Linked DNA regions of Homo sapiens: region 2 is linked to region 1. A link is a loop called in an ENCODE intact Hi-C map of the cell type or tissue named here. Cell type or tissue: IMR-90. All regions are shown on one strand. Each heading gives the region's core, and the rest is flanking DNA. Links, peaks and the distances in the headings are about the cores only.

Evidence for each region. Hi-C counts contacts between places; a loop is a spot of excess contacts. Peaks named below come from ENCODE experiments on the same cell type or tissue, not always from the same donor. Only the 100,000 strongest peaks of a DNase experiment are listed, where the experiment ranks them.
Region 2: a loop joins it to region 1, with 1.8 times the contacts of the local background. A loop is called at or near these places in 6 of 110 quality-filtered maps.

Annotation. Positions count from the first base shown.
Region 1 is chr1:67,110,397-67,121,700 of GRCh38, reverse strand. It overlaps C1orf141 (chromosome 1 open reading frame 141), which reads left to right. Exons shown (of 8, transcript NM_001276351.2): 5 at 6,237-6,349. Among named protein-coding and RNA genes, the nearest start is that of C1orf141, 19 kb to the left of the region's middle. In IMR-90, for the core only: no CTCF peak of the experiment used is centred there; no DNase peak of the experiment used is centred there; H3K27ac peaks cover 174 bases.
Region 2 is chr1:67,054,596-67,065,416 of GRCh38, reverse strand. No RefSeq gene overlaps it. Among named protein-coding and RNA genes, the nearest start is that of SLC35D1, 5.9 kb to the right of the region's middle. In IMR-90, for the core only: no CTCF peak of the experiment used is centred there; a DNase peak (open chromatin) is centred at 4,476; H3K27ac peaks cover 1,884 bases.

The DNA.
Region 1 (11,304 bases), core at 1,892-9,891:
TGTGAGATGTTTATTAAACACTCACCATTAAAAATTAAATTATGTAAACTTAAAATTCAATGGCATACCAAAAATAAAGATAATACTCAAAACTCATCACTTCCTAATTATTGTATATTTTACTATTATTCATGGTTTTGAAGTTATTTACATCTACTATATTCATATGGTAGAAATTTGTATAACAGTATGCTACTACACATCTCTTCCAAATTTCACATTTAATTATATCACATTGGTAGAAATTGACAACGGGAGTATTTACACCACAGCAATTGGCAAACACTACAAATCAAGGCTTGAGTCGTTGTCTGTCTAGATTTAAGAAAGTGAGGAAGAAAATGTTAATGATGAAGATTAAACTTAAAAGTAAGTCTTACCAAAAAAAGTATGCCTTACCTATAGCCATTATGCTTTGAATAGCATGAAAAATAAGGAAATATTCAAAAACTATTATTTGGTTCAGCAAAAAAGTAGCTTACACCATCGATGAATGAGTAAAATTCCACATTAAAACTACACCCAAAGGCAAGGTTATTAAAATTTTACCAGCACATCCTCCTGTATGGGAGTAAAGGAGGAGGGAGAGAGAAGAAGACAAAAGTTCTTATTTCTTTCTGGACACTGTTTCCAACTTTTCCCTTAGTCATCAATCATTTTCTGGCCAACTTTAGTCATAAAGAGCACATATGAGAGATCCTCAGAGGAACACATTCTCCAACCAAGGAGAGCAGCTACAACTCTTCAAATTCTCCATCAACTCCTATACTCTCCAATATACTCCACAATTTCTTCTGCGAAGGATCCCCAGGCTTTCAGTCAGCAATCTGGGTAGAGTATCAGCAAATTGACCCAAACACAGTTACTACCTCAGTATCCATTTGACCCCCTATATTAGTCAGTTCAAGCTGCTATAAAGAATACCATACCCTGGGTGGTTTAAATAAATTTATTTGTCATAGTTCTAAAGGCTAGGAAGTCCAAGATCAGTGTCTGGTGAGGACACTCTTCCTGCTTTGCAGACAGCTGTCTTCTTCTTGTATCTTCACATGGCAGAGAGAAAGAGACAGATAGCACCTCTCTCATGTCTTATAAGGGCACTAATCCCAATCATGAGGCTACACCCTCATGACCTAATTACCTCTTAAAGGCTGCACCTCCCAAAACCATAACTTTGGGCATTTAGACTTCAATATATGAATTTGAAGGGGGGGATGCAAATATTCAGTCTGTAGAATTCCACCCCTGTCCCCCCCAAATTTACATCTTTCTTACATGGAAAATACATTCATCCCATCCCAATAGATCCAAAATTCTTAACTGGTTCAGCATCAACTCTAAAGTCCAAACTCTCAACTAAATATCATCTAAATCAGATATGGATGAAACTTGAGGTAAGAGTACCCTGAGACAAAATTTCTCTCCAGTTGTGAACCTGTGAAGGCAAACAAGTTGTTTGTTTCCAAGCTACGTTGATGGGATAGGTGTAGGATAGACATTCTCATTCCAAAAGGGAGAGATAAAAAAGAAGGGAGAAATGACAGGTCCTGAATAATTCTAAAACCATGCAAGCAAACTCTATGAGATCCTAAGGTTTGAGAATAATCCTCTTTGGTTCAAAGCTCTGCCCTCTAGATTCACTAGACTAGTGGTCCTGCCTCCAGAACCCACTCAGGCAGGGGTCTCACCTCTGAAGCTCTGCCTAGCGGGAGTTGCACACCCATGGCTCCACTGGGCAGGGGTCTTACCCTTTGAAATAGAAGTGGAGGCAGCCCTGTCCCCTGAGCACATGCCCTCTGGGCCTGTTGTGGGAGTGGCATCCCTGATTATCTTTGAATTGCTTTTGAGGTCCTTCTTCCCTTGTCTTGAAAAATAGTGCACAGTTATAGCTGAACAGCTGCATACAGTAGCTCTATGATCTGGTCCTGTAGAATCTAAGAAGTTCAACAGTTTTCTTTCATTTTTTCCCACTTTCTCTGTTTCCCTTAGTCCCAGCTGGCAGTGTTTCTGCTGGTATAATCCCATCTCTATTCCTGGCTTCTGTTGAGATGGCTGATTTGGTCCTTGTTACACATCCACACTGACCTACCTATCAAACAGTCAACTTACTATACCTTTAGTGTTCTCTCCCAAGCATACTTTTTCATTCTTTTGTAATATGAGCAGGCTGAAAATTTTTCAAATCTTTAACTTCTGGTTCCTTTTTCCTTAATAATTTCATCTTCAATTCATTTCTTTCCTCTTGCATTTTACTATAAACATCAGTAGGAACCAAATCACTCCTCAACACTTTGCTTAGAACTAACGTCAGCTAACTATCCAATTTCATTGCCTGCAAGTTCTGCATTCCACAAAATACTAAAACACAAACACAATTAAGCCAAGTTCTTTGACATTTTATAACAAGCACCACCTTTCCTCCAGTTTCCAATAACATGTTATTTACTTCCATCTGAGATCTCATCAGAATGGCCCTTACCATCCATATTTCTACCAACATTTTGTTCATCATTATTTATGGAGTCTCTAAGAAAATGGAAGCTTTTCTCTTTTCTTTTTAAGCCCTCACCAAAGTCACCTTTAAAATCTCCTTCATGGCAATGTCAGCATTTTCTAGCATGCACTTCCAAACTCTTCCAGCCTCTACCCATTAACAAATTCCAAAGCCACTGCCACATATTCAAGTACTTGTTACAGCAGCACCCCACTGCTCATTACTAATTTCTGTCTTAGTATGGGCTGCTACAACAGCACACCATAGCCTGGGTGGCTTAAACAACAGAAATTTGTTTCTCACAATTCTCGAGGCCAGGAAGTCCAAGATCAAAGTTCCAGCAGATTGGGTGTCTGGTGAGGGTATTCTTCCTGGTTTGCAGACAGCTGTTTCTTTGTATCTTCACGTCATGAGGAGATAGAGAGAAAGGCAAATACAGAGACAGGGAGAGAAGGAGTTAGACCAACTCTTCTTAGAAGAACACAAATCCTTTTCATGAGGCTATACCCTCATAACCTAATTATCTCCCAAAGCTCCCACTTCCAAATACCATAACGTTAGAGATTTAAGCTTCAGCATTTGAATTTGAGGGGGATACAAACATTCAGTCCCCAGCATTTCCCCAGAAACTCAAGTATCCTGGCCATGCCAAACAGTGTGGTGCAGGGTGTCTACTTTACTTGCTTATTCCACTCACTCCAAATTTGACATGGGGCAAATCAGCAAGTGTGGTGTCTAACAGATGTGCAACTGAGGAATAAGATGCCAGTCTCTATGAGTGATTCTTTGGGAACTCCCTCATCAGTTTTGTGGAGGAAGCATCCCTGCCCCTCCCACATTGAGAAAAGAGGAAAAAGCCACAGCAGACCCTAACAGGTCAATGACTCACAATTCTGATATTTTTCTTTTTTCCCCCACCAGTTTTCTTTTATTTGAAGGCCTAAAAGAATCTCTTGCTCCAAGTATTGGTGGATCTTTGTAGAATACAGAGTATGTATTGCTCCTTTTTACTCAGCTGTGGAGTAAAAAGTCACCTGGTCACCAATTCTAAGGCAACGGAATAATTGCCACTCAACAACTTATTTTAACAAAATGAAATCCAACACTATATTAAATAAATATTACTCCACTATGACTAAGTGGAGTAAATTTCAGGAATAAGAAAGAGTATCCTCATTTATCTCTATGACATTTTGTTGATCACTTTCTAAACTTTATTTTACTTAATTCTTACAACAATCCCTTGAGATAACTATTAACCTTATTTGACACATGAAGGACTGAGATTCAGAGTATTCAATATTCTATGGAAGTTCACATAGAGTCAAGATGCAAAGTAAGGTCTAACTTCAAAGCCTATGCTCTTTGGTTCACCACAAGGAAATTCATATCTGAATATCTTTATATACTCTGCAAATGAATTTGAAAAACATACTTTAGCAATATAAGTATTTTTAAGATAAGGATAAAATATTACCTCCTTAACAAGACTATATAGCCAGCATCATCCTTAGAAACCCTTGACTCATTCTCATTCAAGTTAGAAACAGAACAATGCCCATTCTCACTAGTATACTACACTCTCCTAGAAGTCCTCCCCAATGATATTAATAAGAACATAAGATACATTTTTTGAAAGGAACAGATAAATTGTTTTACGGAGATTACATAATTATTTTTAAAAGAGAGAACAAACTGAAAACCCATTAAAAAGTACGATGATAAGAAAGTTCAATAAAAATTTACCAAAAATCTTATGCATTCAATAATTTTTTTTTTCTTTCGAGACAGAATCTCTCTCTGTCACCCAGGCTGGAGTGCAGTGGCACGATCTCAGCTCACTGCAACCTCTGCCTCCTGGATTCAAGCAATTCTCCTGCCTCAGCCTCCCGAGTAGCTGGGACTAGAGGCACATGCCACCACACCCAGCTAATTTTTGTATTTTTAGTAGAGATGGGGTTTCGCCATGTTGGCCAGGCTGGTCTTGAACTACTGACCTCAGGTAATCCACCCCCCTCAGCCTCTCAAAGTGTTGGGATTACAGGCATTAGCCACCGCGCCCGGCCTATTAGGCATTCAATGAATATTAAACATGTACTATGTACCAGTCATGCTATAGGTGCTAAAATACCACAGTGAATAAAACACATAAATAGTGTGCCCTCAGAGTTTACAATCTAGGATAAGATGGGGAGAGAGATAATAAACTAAATAAACAAATGAATATATAATATAAATTTACCAGTGATGAATTCTATAAAGGAAAATATAGTAAATTAAGGGAATTAAAATCAACAGGGATTACTATTTTAGATGGGGGAAGTGGGGTGGGCTGGAAAGTTCTTTCTGAAGAGGTGGAAATGTGAGTGGAGACTGAAATGAAAGAGTAGGCCACGTCAACCCCTTGTGGGGAGAATACTACAGGCAGAGGAAAGAGCAAGGTCCTTAAGTGGAGCCTAAATTCCTTTCCCTGAACCAAACAGGTAGAAAATTTGCTCAGCGTTCATGTGGAGCTGAGAGGTGAAGGGGTATGCAGAGAGAGGCCTGGAGTGGCATTCAGTGGAAATTCTGCTACTTAGAAATGAGAACTGGGGGAAAAGTTTCTGTCTGTTAGGGAGCATTTTGAATTTTAATCAAGTCTGATAGGAAACAGTTGAAGGAAATGATAGTCACATTTGTATTTTACAAGTGTTGCTATGGCTGTATTGCGAAGAGAATGTTGAGGACAAGTGTAATAGCAGGGAGAGCAAACAGAAGAAGGCTAGAGACATAGGGAAGGGGTTCAGATGAAAAATAAAGGGGTCTTGGATTTGGTTGGGAGCAATGAGGAAAGAGGTGTTTGGATTTGGAATCTATTTCAAAGAAAGACACAGTATTTGCTGATAGGTTGGGAGTGGAAAAAGAGAGAAAGAGAAATAAAAGATTTCTGCAAACTTTTTGGCCTAACCCTCTGGTTGAATGGAGATGGGGAAACCTGGGTGAGGAGAAGATCAGGAAGGGGATGGTGGAATCAATAATTTGGTTTTGAATATGTTAAGTTCAAGATACTTATAATTAAGCTAAGTGCAGGAGTCATGTGGGCAGTTGGATATATAAATCTGAAGTTCAGAGAAGAGGTTAGAGTCTGGACTATAAATTTGGGACATTGGCCTATAGACAACAGTTACAGTGTGGGACTGGCTTATACCAACTAAGGGTGAGTATCTGAGGTCTGAGGGCTGAGTCATGGGTTGTTCTAGCATTTAGAGGTCAGAAAGAGTATCAATTATGTAATACTATTAATTTTCTAATATACCATCACTAGCCAGTTAAGTAATTTAGAGGAGGATAATTTGTCTTTACAATAAATAAATGCTGTGATCCTTTCTAGTACCTGAATTCCCTAACTCTATGTCCCACCACTTTGATTCAGGTCCAGTAATGTCCTCAATGTCTCACTGAAGTTATTTCCAGCATATTTTTCTGAAAGGGTTAATCAGCTTGTGAATAAGTTTCTTGGAGTGCCCTCAATGCTATCACAGCAGCAAGTAGTTTTCTGTCCCCCTCCACTTTAAACGACTAAAACTAATATTTTCAGCTCCTATTTAATCAGTCCAATGTTTCACACTTGGTACTGTGACAACATTAACATAACATCCAAGTCTGTATAACTAGGACTTCACATTCCTCCAAATTTATTTTTTAGATTTATTTTGTAATTTTTCTCATTATTTTAATTTAAATTAATTTTTATTTCTTCCAGGCATGTCTCTTTCAAATGTGAGCCTGAACCTAGAAAGAGTAATTTTGAAAAGTCAAATTTAAGACCATTCTTTATTCAAACAAATGTAAAAAATAAAGAAAGTGAGTCAACAGGTAATGCTTTGTGTAACATATTTACTTCTTTGATTTATTAATGGGTGCTTTATTTATTTTATTATTTACCGATGTGTGTCTTAAAGGTTCTTGATAATTTGATCTCTGTCAAAAGCATTTCCATGAACTATAAAAAAGAACTTACTAAGAAGAAGAGATGTTAAATATCAGAATGGACAATTTATACAATTCACAAAATAGGAATATATTTTTATGTTTATAGTGTTATGTGTTGTTTTCTTCTAGAAAGAAAATCTCTGAGTTTCCTTTCAGCTCAATGCTGAGAATTTCCTTGTTATTGTTTTTTAGAAGTCAAGTATGAACAGCTTGCTTAATAGAAACTTACTTTCAAGTTAGAAATTTTAGGAATCTGGCTGGGTGGGCACGCTGGCTTACGCCTCTAATCCCAGCACTTTGGGAGGCCGAGGCGGGTGGATCCCCTGAGGTCAGGAGTTCGAGACCAGCCTGGCCAACATGGCGAAACCCCGTCTCTATTAAACGTACAAAAATTAGCCGGGCATGGTGGTGCGTGCCTGTAATCCCAGCTACTCAGGAGACTAGGCAGAAGAATCGCTTGAACCCAGGAGGCAGAGGCTGCAGTGAGCTGAGATCGTGCCACTGCACTCCAGCCTGGGTGACAAGAGCGAGACTCCATCTCAAAATAAAAAAGAAATTTTAGGAGTCCGTGAGCTAGGAATCAGCATTATCAGTTCTCAGAGAATTTGAGCTTTTCGTGTTGCCTTCGTTTTTCTCTTTCTCTCCATTATCAAACAATCATTCAATTGCATAATTCTCATCAACCTTCTTAACTGAGGTTTCTTGACTCCACATCACCCCCTATTGCTTAATTTCTCTATTATGCTTCATAACTTGATTTCTCAAAGGATTTGTTATACACATTGTTATTTTATTTCTCATGATTCACTTTCATAATGTCATATTTCCTTATGTGTCTTATTATCTTTGAATGTGTGCTGGACGGTATTTGGAAAATTATTTATAGGAACAATTTGAGAACTAGGGTGATGATACGTTACTCCAGAAAAGATTTTTTTTTTTTTTATTGTTTATGCCAGGTATATGGAGGCAGTACTTGTCAGAACATACTAAAGCATTCAAGGCTTCACTTTCCCTAAAACATCCAGGTGGCAATCTTAACTATTCTAGTTCACCCTAAGGTTGTAACCCTTTTGGATCCCAGGTAAAATGAATAGGTGTGGGGGTTTTTTGTGTGTGGGGGAAGGGAACTGGAGAACATTTAAATATCAAAACTTTGGACCTTTGGTCAGCTTTTTGTTTTTTTCTATCTCAAGCCATGAAGCTTCCAAAACTTGATCTTACCTTCACATCACAAATACTCTCAGGGAAAAAGTGGCTTGGCATGTTGGGCTTCCCTATCTGAGTTCTTATCTTCTCCTAGATTTAAGACCAGGGATCCCTTATCATCTTTTAAGTCAATGATTCTCTTTAGACTTTAAAAAATATTCAATCTAGCCTTTTAAGGTGTTTTCAGCAGGAGGGCTGTTACTAATCACCTGGCCTTCCATAATGGTAGCAAAAATCTCTAATCCATTTTCTTTCCTTAAATCATATAGTGATCTTTTAAAAGTAGGCTGATCCTGATTAAAGCCTCTTCAGCGGATTCTCATTGTACTTAGTATGAAACTTGTACTTCTTACAAAGACCTGGCCGGGCACGGTGGCTCATGGCTGTAATCCCAGCACTTTGAGATGCCAAGGCAAGTGGATCACTTGAGGTCAAGAGTTTGAGGCCAGCCTGACCAACATGGCGAAACCCTGTCTGTACTAAAAATACAAAATTAGCCGGGCATGGTAGTACACACCTGTCATCCCAGCTACTTGAGAGGCTGAGGCAGGAGAATCCCTTGAACCCAGGAGGCAGAGGTTGCAGTAAGCTGAGATTGCACCATTGCACTCTAGCCTGGGCAACAAGAGTGAAACTCCATCTAAAAAAAAAGAAAGAAAAGAAACAAAGACCTGTATATTGTGAACCTTGTGTGTGTATTCAGCCTCATTCCCTACCTCCCTGGCCTTCATTTAAATTGCATCTTCAACCAGGCAGGGTGGTTCACACCTGTAATCCCAGATCTTTGGGAGGTCAAGGTAGGCAGATCACTTGAGGTCAGGAGCTCAAGACCAGCCTGGCCAACATGGTGAAACCCCATCTCTACTAAAAATACAAAAATTAGCCGGGTGTGGTGGTGCACACTTGTAATCCCAGCTACTTGGGAGGCTGAGGCATGAGAATCACTTGAACCCAGGAGGTGGAGACTGCAGTGAACTGAGATGGTGCCACTGCACTCCAGCCTGGGCGACAGAGCAAGACTCTATCTCAAAATAAATAAACAAATTGCAACTTCATTAGCCTCTTTTCAGTACAACTACCAGATTGCCTGAAAGGAATATATATTTTCCCCTCTGCCTAGACACACCAATACTCTATTCATGCAACTTGTAGCTCATTTGCATATTTTGGTTAATGTCATCTGTTCAGAGAGGCGTCCTCTGACTACGCTATCAACAATATACCTCTTTTATGGTTCTCCCTCACCAAAGTGTGTTTATTTCTGTTACAGAATAAATTTCAATTATTCACCCCTTGGTTTTTTGTTTTTTGGTGGTTTTCTTTTTCTGACACGGTCTCACTCTGTTGCCCAGGCTGGAATGCAGCAGTGTGGTCACGGCTCACTGCAGCTTCGACCTCCCTGGCTCAGTAATCCTCCCACCTCAGTCTCTTGAGTAGCTGAGACTACAGACACACCACCACACTCAGCTAATTTTTGTACTTTTTTTTTAGAGACAGGGTTTCACCATGTTGCCCAGGCTAGTCTCAAACTCCTGGGCTCCAGTGATCCACCTGTCCTGGCCTCCCAAAGTGCTGGGGTTATAGGTGTAAGCCACTGCACAAGTCCAATGTCTTGTTTTTTTGTTTGTTTATTTTCCATATTACCCACTAAAATGTATGCATCATTGGGCAGGAGTCACAATTCCAGAGTCCATCAGTGTCTGGCATATAGTTGATCAACAAATAACTATTGATTGAATGACTACCAGACTCCGTATTAAATTTGTTACATCTATTATTTCATTTAACTCAGAAAGTATTTCTATAAGTGCTATTGTTTCCAGTTAACAAATGAGGAAAGTAAGACTCACAGATGTTAAGTAACTTTCCTATGGCTATGGCTATGTAACCCACACAAAAAGGTGCAATTTGGACCCAGGCTATCTAAGTCCAAAGTCTGTATGCCTGACCCCTGCACCATACTTACTTTAAGAATATCCATTGGATGATAATTCAGATTACTAAAACTCATAACTGAATATGAGAGAAATGCAGGTAGAAGGGACTATTTCTATTTCTCTTTTCAAAGGAATTAGCCAAAATATTTTTTGAATAACACATATGATTCTATTTTATTTAGAAATCCATCATTTTCCAAGACAATATAGCTTTATCATATAATAGTAAATAATTGAAAGTTATAGTCTGTTAATAGAAATTCACTTTAAGGCAAATTATTCTAAAATAGATTTAGCTCTAACCATGTACAAGCAATGCATATGTAAGTAAATAAAATTATTCTTTTACATTTCTTAAAAGTTTACTGCAGTGGAGAAAATGGTTGATTGGGTTTAATTAGAAGTAACTTAATAGCATGGAAATACTTATGTTTGTTTCTTTAGAGCCAGTAGAAGAACATCTAAAATCAAGATCTATTAGACCCTATCTTTATCTTAAGGATACAACTGAGGTAGGTGTAATTTGTATACTCAGTAATTACTTAATAGAAATTCAAATTAGTCCTAATAATTTTATATATGCTCCTACAAATCCAAAATTCAAGTGAATTTTAGGATTCAAAATGATAAAATGTTAAAGTGATTTCATCTCTGATATTATGTAAAACTTTATGTATGGAGACAGTAGAGAAGATAATATATTATTTGTTGGAGATATTTCAATACAGTAGAGATTATTGAACATGGTAAGGACTAGCACTTATAAAGTCAGTTAAGACAGAGCATCATAAAAAACATACATGTAAAACTTAAACATCCAAATTTATTAAATAAAAATATATATCAATTTGTTAATCTTTTAATGTGTAACCAAGACCTTTTTTTGAGTATGCTATGTGTGGTGGTTAATTAAATTACATAATTGCAATAGCAACTACCAGAAAGAGGTTTGGAACCAACACTATTGACTCTTGATAATCACTTCAGCAGAAGTTCATGGGCATGCTGAAGAGTGACTAGCTCTGAGCATTGAGTGTGCCTTGGACATCATTCAGTAGTTTTTATATAGGGAACTATAGAGATAAATTAAACCAGAGAATTAGCAAGGGAAAGTCACTTTAGAGAGTCTCTTAAGTATTAATTTTTGTATTTTATATATATATAATATATATATAAAGAAATATGGAGAAATACAGACTTAGGGCCATAATTAATAACAAATTTTTGTTGCATATTCCTATATTTTATAATTTAAAAAATATTAAAAGGATTATCAGTTTTATCTTCATCTACATGGTTTATTTAATTTCATGTTTTATTTAGGTTCATGGTTAATAAAAGTCCCCCAAGCTATGTATTACAACATAACGTCACAATCAGGTTACTTATCATAATACATTTACTAGCATCTTATGTAAAAATTATAAAATTTTAGTTTTTTAAAAATAGAAATATCCATGTGATATTTTAAATGCAAATAGTAGAGAAACACTAATAAGCACACACAGCCCTTTCATTCTCTGCTTCCTCTTCTAATTTCCTCTTTTCAGAAGCAACCAAGTTTAACCTTTTTGGGTTTCAGTACCTTATAAGATTAACTCCATATTTCTAAAGAATGAGTTTCTACTGCTGATTTTAATTTATCAACTTTAAACATTATCTAGTGAAAATCAATAACAAAGATTGTTTATA
Region 2 (10,821 bases), core at 1,354-9,353, 56 kb after region 1:
TTTGAGCAGAGGAGTGATATCTGACTTATCTTTTAAAAGATCATTGAGTGCTGTGTGCAGAAAGGATTGATGGGAAAATATGAGTCCAAGATGGAAGCAGGGAACTAATGATGAGACAATTACAATATTTCAGCAAGAGCAGATGGTGGCTTGGACTAAGGCATGAGTACAGGAAGTAATAAATGTTGGAATATAGATCTATTTTAAAGATAGCACTGATGTGAGTTGCTGAGGGTTAGATGTGGGCTGTGAGAGAAAGAGAGGAATTAAAGGTTTTTGTTCCAAGCAACTAGAAGGATAGCATGTCCATCAACTAAGTTGGCGAAGACTGTGAGAGTAGAGGTTTCCAAATTGTTTATCTAGTTTAGAATGAATAGGCAGGGGAAAAAAGATTCTAAAATATTTATTAAATATTTATTAAATTTTAAGTACAGAATCTAAGAACCTGCATCATACATCTTAGTACATTCTAATAGCAACCATCCGGGATAAACAGCAGCCTATGCATTATGGCTTGAATGTGAATGGTGAGGGTAAGGCAATAGGCAGAGGGGAGGAAAATAATATTTTAATTAGTAACTCCAGTTATTATGCCTCTAAAGGAGCATGTAGGAATGATATCTGGGGCTCAGGAAGACCTCACTGAAGATTATGTACTTTACTTGAGACTTAAAGGAGTTAGCCAGAGGAGGAAGTTGGAGTTTGTAGGAATGGGAGGTTAGTCCATAAGCCAAGTGATGAACAGATGCAAAGGTCCAAGAATGAGAAGATGTGTTTGACAAAGTAAAAGAACAACAAGCATAAATAGAGAAGGGAGAGCAAAATTGAGAGTATTGTGAAATAAAGCAGGAGATAGATTTTATTCTAATAACCAGATCTGCATTTTTCTTTTTTTTGAGATGGAGTCTCACCCTGTTGCTTAGCCTGGAGTGCAGTGGTGTGATCTTGGCTCACTGCAACCTCCACCTCTGGAGTTCAAGTGATTCTCCTACCTCAGCCTCCAAAGTAGCTGGGATTACAAGCATCCGCCACCATGCCCAGCTAATTTTAGTATCTTTAGTATAGATGGGGTTTCAGCATGTTGGCCAGGCTGGTCTCAAACTGCCGAACTTGTGATCTGCCAGCCTTGGCCTCCCAAAGTGCTAGGATTACAGGTGCGAGCCACGTGCCTGGCCCAGATCTGCATTTTTACAGAATGAATTGGAGAGGAAGAGTCATCTATCCTGAAGACTAGTTAGGATGTCATTGCAGACATCTTGATAATGATGGCTATGGTAGTGGATTCAGACTTGAGAGATATTTAGCAGCTTATATATGGCAAGTTAGAAGAGACAGGTTCTGAGAATGACTACTAGACTTCTAAGGTGGCAACTTGGCATATGGCGATATGTTTACTAAAATGGGTGTGCCACATATTAATTGTCTCTCAGCTGGAAACCTACTCTTCTATATTCTACTTTGTGAAGCTGATGCTTGTATTTTGCAAAACACATTTCTGCTTTGCTGGCTGGCTCTACGTAAACTCTTCCATACGTGGCACTAGAGGGATACTGGGTAGCTGGAGGAGGAGAAAAGAAATGCTTTTTCCCATGTGCTTCCTAGTAGCCTCAGTCTAGCAATGATTCTTCGTCCCAGAAGTAGCAAGTTCTTCCCTTAGCAGTAGTTGAATTCAGTTTGCAGTTTTCCCTAAATTTAGAGAACAGCCTATATCACAACACTGTGTTCCCGTTCCACTCCCCCTCCTACCCTTCCCGCCCCTACTCCCCTCCCACCCCACGTGACACTAAGCCCACAGCACTAACCAGATAGTGCTCTCTCTTCAAAGGTCTGAATTTCAGGCTTATGGGGATCCTCTTTTGAACCCAAAGACCCTAGAATCACTTGAGCAGCATTTCTTCCTCAGAAATCTTGAGTTTTAGCTATTGGAGTTCCCCTTCTAAGTTTCTAAGTTTTGATAATTCTAGCCTCTTTCCTTTGTTCCCTCAGCCCTTCCTGCAGTTGCTACCTCCACGATACCTTATGGTTTGGGGGGCTTTTGAAGTGTTTCTTTTTAAACTTTCATTTACCTAGTTAACATTTTTTAATGTAAAATTATCTCTAATCAAATAACGTGTGGTTTCTGTCTCTTGACTGGACCTTGATTGATATAGAAATTGGTTCTAGAATAGACTTTAGAAGTTGGGATTTGGGATTTGTTTGGTTCTGTCCTTGAGCTTGAATGAAGTGCTGAGCTCCCCACTAATGTGAAATAAATTCTGGTAACCCATGTCATGCAGAAGTATCATGATTCATTAAATTGTCACCTGCAGTTAATTGTGATGATATTCCTACTGAACCAAGTGCCTTAGGAGCATGGGCCTGCTACATCTAACTGTTAGCAGTAGTAATGACTGTGAGGACTGTGGTGTGGGATAGATTCTTGAGTTTAATAAAACACATACAGAAAGAATAACAAACTCAGGTCTTTACATTCTTCATAAAGTCTCATTAGAGTGCCAAAATGATTCTATGGCAGTCCTAAAAGAATCTCTCTTTTCTTGCAGCCACAGGGCTGATATTGTTAAAAATAAAAAAAGGCTTAATAGGCCAGTTTACAATTTTTACAACATCAGTTGAATTTACAACCTTGCTAGGTCTCTCATGTAGAAGTTAAAAAAAATGGAAAGAAAATGACCCTAAAACTTGGAATGAGTACACATTTGTTTGGGCTTAAATGGGGTTAAGAATTTTGAATTGTCAAGTCATTTTGAGCCTCTTCTGACAGTGGGAGCCTCCTGTGTCTGACAGATTAGCCTTCTCTTGCTTGAAAACTCTATCCACTATACCCATAACTAGGTCAGATATCAACACACCCCAAAGAGCCAGCATGAAGTTTAACTTAGGAGGAAGCAGGTGGTAAACCAAAAGAATTGCAAGATTTTTCTAATTTATATCACCATCAACCTAGGGAATATGTATAGGAATGGAGCTTAAGGAAGATGAAATATAACACTGGATTCGGCCAAACGTATTGATAAGGGTGTACTTACCTGAGGTTCTGGATTTAATGTGTTGGCTCATGCAGGTGGAAGCATTCCAACAATTTAATATGTTTGTTTACTGACAGTTGGGCACAACAGCAGGGTCTATTTAATGAGGTTGAGATACCAGAACTTTCCATATTATAATGTTGAGGAAAAGATTCCAGTGCTTAGGGAAACAGGAATGGTGGAGCATATTTATCACATGTAATCTACACACCCATCCCTCAACATCCTTGAGAGAATCCAGAGGAAATCCCATAACTGACATGTGGAGAAACACACTTGTGTATAGACCATGTACATCCTTGAGAAGTTCTGTTGTGGCTGTGCTCTGTAAGCTAGGTATAATGGGAATTTTCAGTATTGAGATGGGCTCCGCAATTTAATAGAGATGTTGGAAGTTCTGGAGTATCAGAGGCAAGCAGTAGTACTTAACCACAGAAGACAAGGTAGGGGGCATATTTATTATAAAAGGAAAGCAGTAACATAGTGGTAATCATAGTTTTAAGCCATAGGAATTTTGGGCAGTATCCTATTGATTATAATGTCCCTAAGAATGAAATAGTTAGACAACCTAGTAAAATGGTCCTTAATCTCTATAACAGTAAAAACCAGACCTGACAGCAAAGAAAACTGACTGGAGTCTCAGAAATGGACAGTCACGGTCTTTTATTCAGTTTCCAGACCTAAGCCATGTACAATACGAGAATCTCTTGGATTGAAGGAGAGATCAGGTCTCTTTGAGGAAGGCCCTATATCATAGCCACAAGTGTATACTGTATATCTTCTTTCAAGTCTTCCTCAAAGGAAACTGCTGCCATTTACTAGGGTGACTGTGTAGTAACAAAAAGGAAATACCCAGACCTTTTGTGGGATTATCAAACACTGGCCAACCGATACTAATTCCTGGGCACTTACAGTCCTGCAGTCTACCAGTTAAACTGGGGGCTTATGTAGCGTCTTAGTCAGTTCAAGCTGTTTTAATGAAATATTACTGGGTAGCTTATAAACAACAGAAATTCATTTCTCCCAGTTGAAGGCTGGGAAATCCAAGATCAAGATGCAGGCTGATTTGGTGTCTGGTGAGTGCCTGATTTCTGGTTCATAGGTGGTATCTTCCAGCTGTGTCCTCACATGTTGGAAGGGGTAAAGGGTCTCTCTCAGGGCTCTTTTGTAAGGGTACCAATTCTTTTCATGAAGTCTTCACCCTCCTGACCTAATCACCTCCTAAAGACCTCACCTCCTAAAACTATCACCTTAGAGGTTAGGATTTTGTGAACATTGTCAGATTCAAAATGTAGTCACTTGTGTCAAACCCTAGCAAAATGGAGCTAGAGAAGGCTATGCTGGTAGGGCTCTCACACACAGTTTGCCTGATAACACAAACTATCACAGGACATTTTTCCAAACCACAGTTTACTACGTGAGTCACACAAAGACAGCTGGCAGCACAAGGACAGCTAGCCGCTTACACAAGAACACATGCCTGACACACTGACTCACAAACCCAATTCTAAATGTAAAGGCCTAACTGAAACTCCAAGATTACAAGTCCTTCCTAAGGACCACTGACATTCACATATCAAAACTCTTCAGCTCTTGTAAGATGCTGCCAGCACCAAAAAACTTTCTTTTAAAACAACTTGCATAAATCTCCTCTTTCTCCAATAAAATCCTAACCTTTTACTCTGTTCTCCATATATACTGGAGGCCATCCTGGTTTGTATATATGTCCCAAATTACAATCCTACGTCTTGTATACTATTCCCAAACAAAACCTTTTTACTTAGAGATTCATCTCTATTTTCACATGACAATTTCAATACATGAATTTGTTGGGGGACACACACATTTAGACTATAGAAGTGAGTCAGGTGATAATTGGAGACCTAGCCCAACTTTGAAACACGATGTGCTCAGTAGGTCCACAAATCCACTGTGTGTTTTTGTCTCCAGCTCTTGAATGTATAATTGGAAGAGACATATGTTTAGGCATAATAGATATGCTAGGCAGCTGGTAAAATCCTCACAGTGTCTGTGTGACCCATGGAATAAGGACCACGATAGTAGAAAGAGGAAGCCTCTGGAGCTTTCCTTCCCTTTCAGGACAGTACAAAAAAAGATATGCCACATCTTTAGAGGAGTTGCAGAGATTAGTGCCATCATCAAAGACTTGAAAGATGGATGAATCCTATCACATCTCCATTTAAGTCACCTGTTTGTCCAATGCAGAAGAGAAATCTTAGCAAATAACTGAGTGTGGTTATAAACTTAATCAGGAGGTGACTCCAATGTTAGTTGATGCTCCAGACGTAGTGTTACTAGGGCAAATCACCATGACATTTCCTGACACCTAGTGTGTAGCTATTAACATGGCAAATGTTTTGTCTCTATATTAATTTATAGGGTCCAACTAAAACAGTTTACCTCTTACATGTCAGGGCCAGCAGTATAGCATCATTGGATTGACATCCAATCTTTTACTCTTTGCCATAATATAGTTCACAGAGATCTTGATCATCTTAATATTCTCATACAAAATAAACTGGTTCAACACATTGATTAAATTATGTTGTTCAGATCTGATAAATGCAAAGTAGTAAGCATTTTGGATGGCAAAATAAGACAACTAGGATCTCAACTGTCAGGATTCATTACCTGATACAGTGAAGAACAATAGAGAAGCAGAATGTTGGAGTAAAAGGGATAATGACAAGATTAGTTTCAGGCATGTTGAGCAGCATAACAGAGAGTTATCCAAGTGAAGATATTCAGGAGGCAGTCAGACACATTAATCTGGAGTTAGAGAGAACATAAGTAATGTAGATTTGGTAAGCACTGGCAAACAATAAGTCATAACTGAAACCATGGAATGGAATGAGATTTAGTAAGAATACATAGAATAGAGAAGACCCAAGACTGAGCCCTGAGGAATGTAAAACTTTAAAGGTCTGTGAGAAGAGGAGGAACCAGCAAAGCAGGATGAGAAGGAGCAGCCAGAGTACGAGGAGAGGTTTCAGAGAGTATGGGGCTTCAGAAGTCAAGGGAAGAGGGTGTAGCTAAAAGAAGGGAGAATATCAGCAATGTAAATGCTGTAGAGTGGTCAAGCAGGAGGACTAAGAGTGCTCATTGGGTGTAGTCCCATGGAGGTCATGGGTAACTTTGCAGTGAACAGCTTCAGTGTATTGGAGGGGGTAAAACTAGTTTGGTGGGGGTTAAAGAGTGCTTGCAGGGTGATTATACAGAGAGCAGAACCACAGTAAATAGGTGGATAGTGAGGTCAATTCACTAAAATTGGAGATTCAAAGAAGCAACTTATTTGGGAGAGATTTATATAAAGTTCAGTTGTAAATACATTGAGCTTGAAATGTCTTCGTATTTCCAGTGCCTAACTTGGTGTCTGGTATGCTATTTGTGAATGAGTCATGATTGACTATGACTTCAACACATTACTGTTCCTTTATCCTGCTTATCCTTCTTCATAGGGTTGATAAACACTAAACTTGGTCATTGAAGAAAGCATTGACATTGCCAGAACGTCTTGTAAAAGTAGGTCTTGTCCATCTGCCCCAAAGGAGGCAGGAGTGTCCAGTGGAGGAACACAGAATAAATGCTAAACAGACCTAGGACCGAATCTGTACACAGTCACTTAGAGCTGTGGGATGCAGTGTATGTCTAATACTCCCTCTCAGCCCTTGTTTTCCTGTTTATATGTTGTTTCACCATACCTGCTTCTCACAGTGGTTAGGGTGAAATGAGATAATGAATTACAAGAGAAGCACATTGTGAGGCTCATCATCAGTGGACAATAAGTTCATTCTTTGCAGTCCAATGTAGAAAAGTACAAGGCACTGCAGAGAAGAGAAGCTCCATGCTGATTCTCAGAATTTTTAAAGTATTGTTCAAATAGGAAACATGTATGACCTTTGCTCCTTGACTATAAAGTAACCAGCTGTGCAGCACAGCAGGTCACTGGGTATGATCTAGGTTGGCAGTGAAATAGGAAACTGGTGAATGCAGGTGGATAACAAAAGAGGCCTATATACATTCCACTATGAGAGGAGCAAGTGGGCCAAGGAAAAGGGAGAAGCGTGGAGAAAAGAAGTAATATAAGCTATGTTTTAAAAAACTGTGTACAGAATCAATATTCCCTCAATGAAAAACAGGATACCTAACGGCAATGTTTTGATAAAAAGACATCATTTAATACTAAGAAGAGTTTTTGCTAGTAATTCTACCCAGTAAGATGTAAAATTTATCAACCCACAAAGTTGACCTTTCCAAATAGAGTACACTTGTACCTAAGTGAGAACATTTAATTCAGTCTTTCTTATCTTGAACAACTTTTTAAGATATATTTCAATATTTATTCAGTTTCACCCAATGATGTGTAAATACTCCATATATAATTCTGTGATTAATATTACTGAAGTGAGGAAACAGATCTGAGGACCTAAAATACCAAAATTTACCCCAAAGTCTAAGTACCTATAACATGGGAAAGAGATAAAAATCCTACTAGAGATGGCACCTATCTTATCTTTGTGGGTACCTAATGAGAATGCTTGACTCCATTAAACTCTATAGCATTTTACTGGGGGTCCACAGCAACCAAATCATTACTGGAGCTGAGAAAATCCAATGCAGTTCATGGCCTGTGATAGGTCTTAAATATTTGTTAATTAATAAAGTAATCATGCTGAGAAAAACAGTAGTTGCCTGGATCAGCACTCTTATTTTTATTTTCTGTAATCATAACTTATGATTTTGAAAATTTGTACCTGGCATTTCATACTTCCACAGGGTAGAACTTGAAATATTATCTCACCTCTTCCATTGTTCTCCATTGCTGCCCTCTTGACTTTATAAAAGAGGGTTTCATTTTCATACCGTGTTAGCAGGAATAAAAAATGAGTATAAACTCTTTGGAGGTTGTTAATTTGGAATTTCCTCAATTCTATTAATTTTTTTATTAAAAAGTAGCCTTAACTAAGCAATTCTACTTCTAGAAATTTATACTTGCACAAAGTTGAATGGACAAGCATTGTTTGTACACTGAAAAATGGCAATAACTTAAATGTCTATAGGGTTACATGATGATGCATCCAACTAATGGAATACTCTGAAGCCTTTGAAAAGAATGAGGTTAAGTTTAAGCGTTGCCACAGAAAGACCATCAAGGAATAGTAAGTGAAAAGAGGAAGACTGCCTAATAATACTAGTGATAACAGTAATTGTAATAAACACTCATATTATGTTCTAAGCACTTTACATTCATTAACTCATTTAATTCTCATTGTAACTCTATGAGGTGGGTACTATTGTTATCCCCATTTTACAGGTGAGGAAATTGAAGCACAGTGATGTCTAGTAATTTGCCCAAGGTCACAAAACTACTAAGTGTCAGCAGCAGTGTGTGGCTTGAGGATTAGTGTTCTTCTCTGGTTCTATTCCAGGTATGTTTTTTAAAATGTGTAAAAATGTGTATATATGTATATATTTGCTTTTTATTATGAGGGTCATTGTTACTTCTATAATATTTTTTCTGCAAGGATGTTTCTTAAAATACAATGTTTTAGTTATTTTTCCTTTTGAAGCTAGCAGTCAAGGAAGAAATTTAATCATTTTCCTTGTTTCCATTGATTCAATCAACTAAAATATCTAAACTGTGTTAGGCACCCTTGCCTGCCACTGTCCTCAAGAAGCAACTGTCTAGTGGAAGAGAGTGATATGTAAACATGTAATGCAGAGCCCCTTTGCTACGGTCTGTATGTGTCCTCCAAAATTCATATGTTGAAACTTAATCACCAATGTGATATTATTAAGAGGCAGGCCCTTTAGGAGGTGACTAAGTCATGAGGGCTCTGCCTTTGTGAGTAGGATTCATGCCTTATGAGAGAGGTTTCACACAGTGTTTGTCCCTTTCTGACCTTCTGTCCCTTCTGCCATGTGAGGACATGGTGTTCTTCCCCTTCAGAGGATGCAGTGGTTAAGGTGGCACCTTGATCTTGGACTTCTCAGCCTCCAGAAGTGTGAGAAAATAAATTTCTATTTTTTATATGTTATCCAGTCTCAGGTATTTTGTTATAGCAGCAGCAGCAGATGGACACTCTATAAAGGGGGTATATAAAGATGCGGTAGGAGAGGCACAAAGGAGAGAGATCAATTATGTAGAGGGAAGTGGGGGGCAGTGTGAAGGCTGCCCAGAGAAGAGGTAATGTTCTGCCAAAATACGGAAGGAAATGTAAGAGTTTTTCAGGAGCTGGGTGAGAGGAGGAAGAGAAAAAGCAGCCCAGATGGAGGGAATAATGGGAGTAAAGACACAGAAGCCGGAACCCACATTGTTGATTTATCTGCACCTTAGGGGAGGGAAACGTGAATAGTGCCTCTGGAGATGTGGGTAGGAACCACATTATCTAGGACCTTGTAGGCTATGTTAAGAACCTCATCCTGTGTACCAGTTTTTTAAGAAACACTTGAAGAACATAGGTGTTCTCAAAGTAACTCAAAAGATATAAACCAATTATACACATATAATTTAATATTATTCAGCCTTAAAAAGGGAGGACATTCTAACATATGCTACAACGTGGCTGAACCTTGAAGACATTACGTTAATGAAGTAAGTTCATCACGAAAGGACAAATACTACATGATTCCACTTATATGAGGTACCTAGAGTAGTCAAATTCACAGAGACAGAAAGTAGAACACTGGTTAACAGCAGAGAGGGAAGGAAGTAGGGAAACAGGGAGTGATTGTTTAAAGGGGAAAGAGTTTCACTTTGGGATGGTGAAAAAGTTCTAAAGATGGATTAGTGATGATGGCTGCAAAACGATGTGAATGCAGTTAATGCCATGCAATTGCATACTCAAAAAGGGTTAAAATGATAAATTTTATACTTTGTATATTTTGCCACAATTTATTTCTTTCTTTAAGATGGTCTTGTGCTGTTGCCCAGGCTGGAGTGCAGTAGTATGATCATAGCTCATTGCAGCCTTGACCTCCTGGGCTCAAGCCATCCTCCCACCTCAGCCTCCTGAGTAGCTGGGACCACAGGCGTGCGCCACCACATCTGGCTAATTTTTTTATTTTCTTGTAGAGAGAGGGTCTCACTTTGTTGCCCAGCATGGTCTCAAACTCCCGGGCTCAGGCATTCCACCTGCTCCCAAAGTGCTGGTATTACAGGTGTGAACCACTATACCTGGTTTACCAAAATATAAAAATAAGAAAAAAAAAAAAAAGAAATTTAAAAAGATACAGACCAAGCACTTAGAAAAATAATTCAAAGTTCTTCTTTCCTAATCTATTAAAGTTCAATACGTAATTTCTTTGCTTAAACCGATCATAATGATTTGCTTCTGTTATACAATAATGACTACCATTTACCGAAAACTAGCTCTTTGCTAGCTACACATCCACAGAGATCAGGTTCAGGGAGGTCATCTAATTGGTCCAAGACACACAATAAGGAGTGAGTGTGTTGGTGGGGGGGGGGGGGGTCGTCATTTCTAGGAATCCTACAATTGGAAATCAAGTCTTTTAGGCTCCAAACACCTTGTGCTTTCCCCAATCCCCAAGCTGCTTATCTTGCTACTTTTTGGGATATGTCAACATTTTTCTTAAAACAAACAAACGAAACTTCTCAATCTGAAAAGTATTGTTTGGTGTTTTCTGGGTTCAGAAAATGTAAGAAGCCTGAGGCATTGCGGAATGAAATTTTCGTTGAGTGTTTACTGTTGATCCACATCTGATACTTTTGAAGGGTTTTTACCCCCTGCAAGAGAGACTAAAAGAG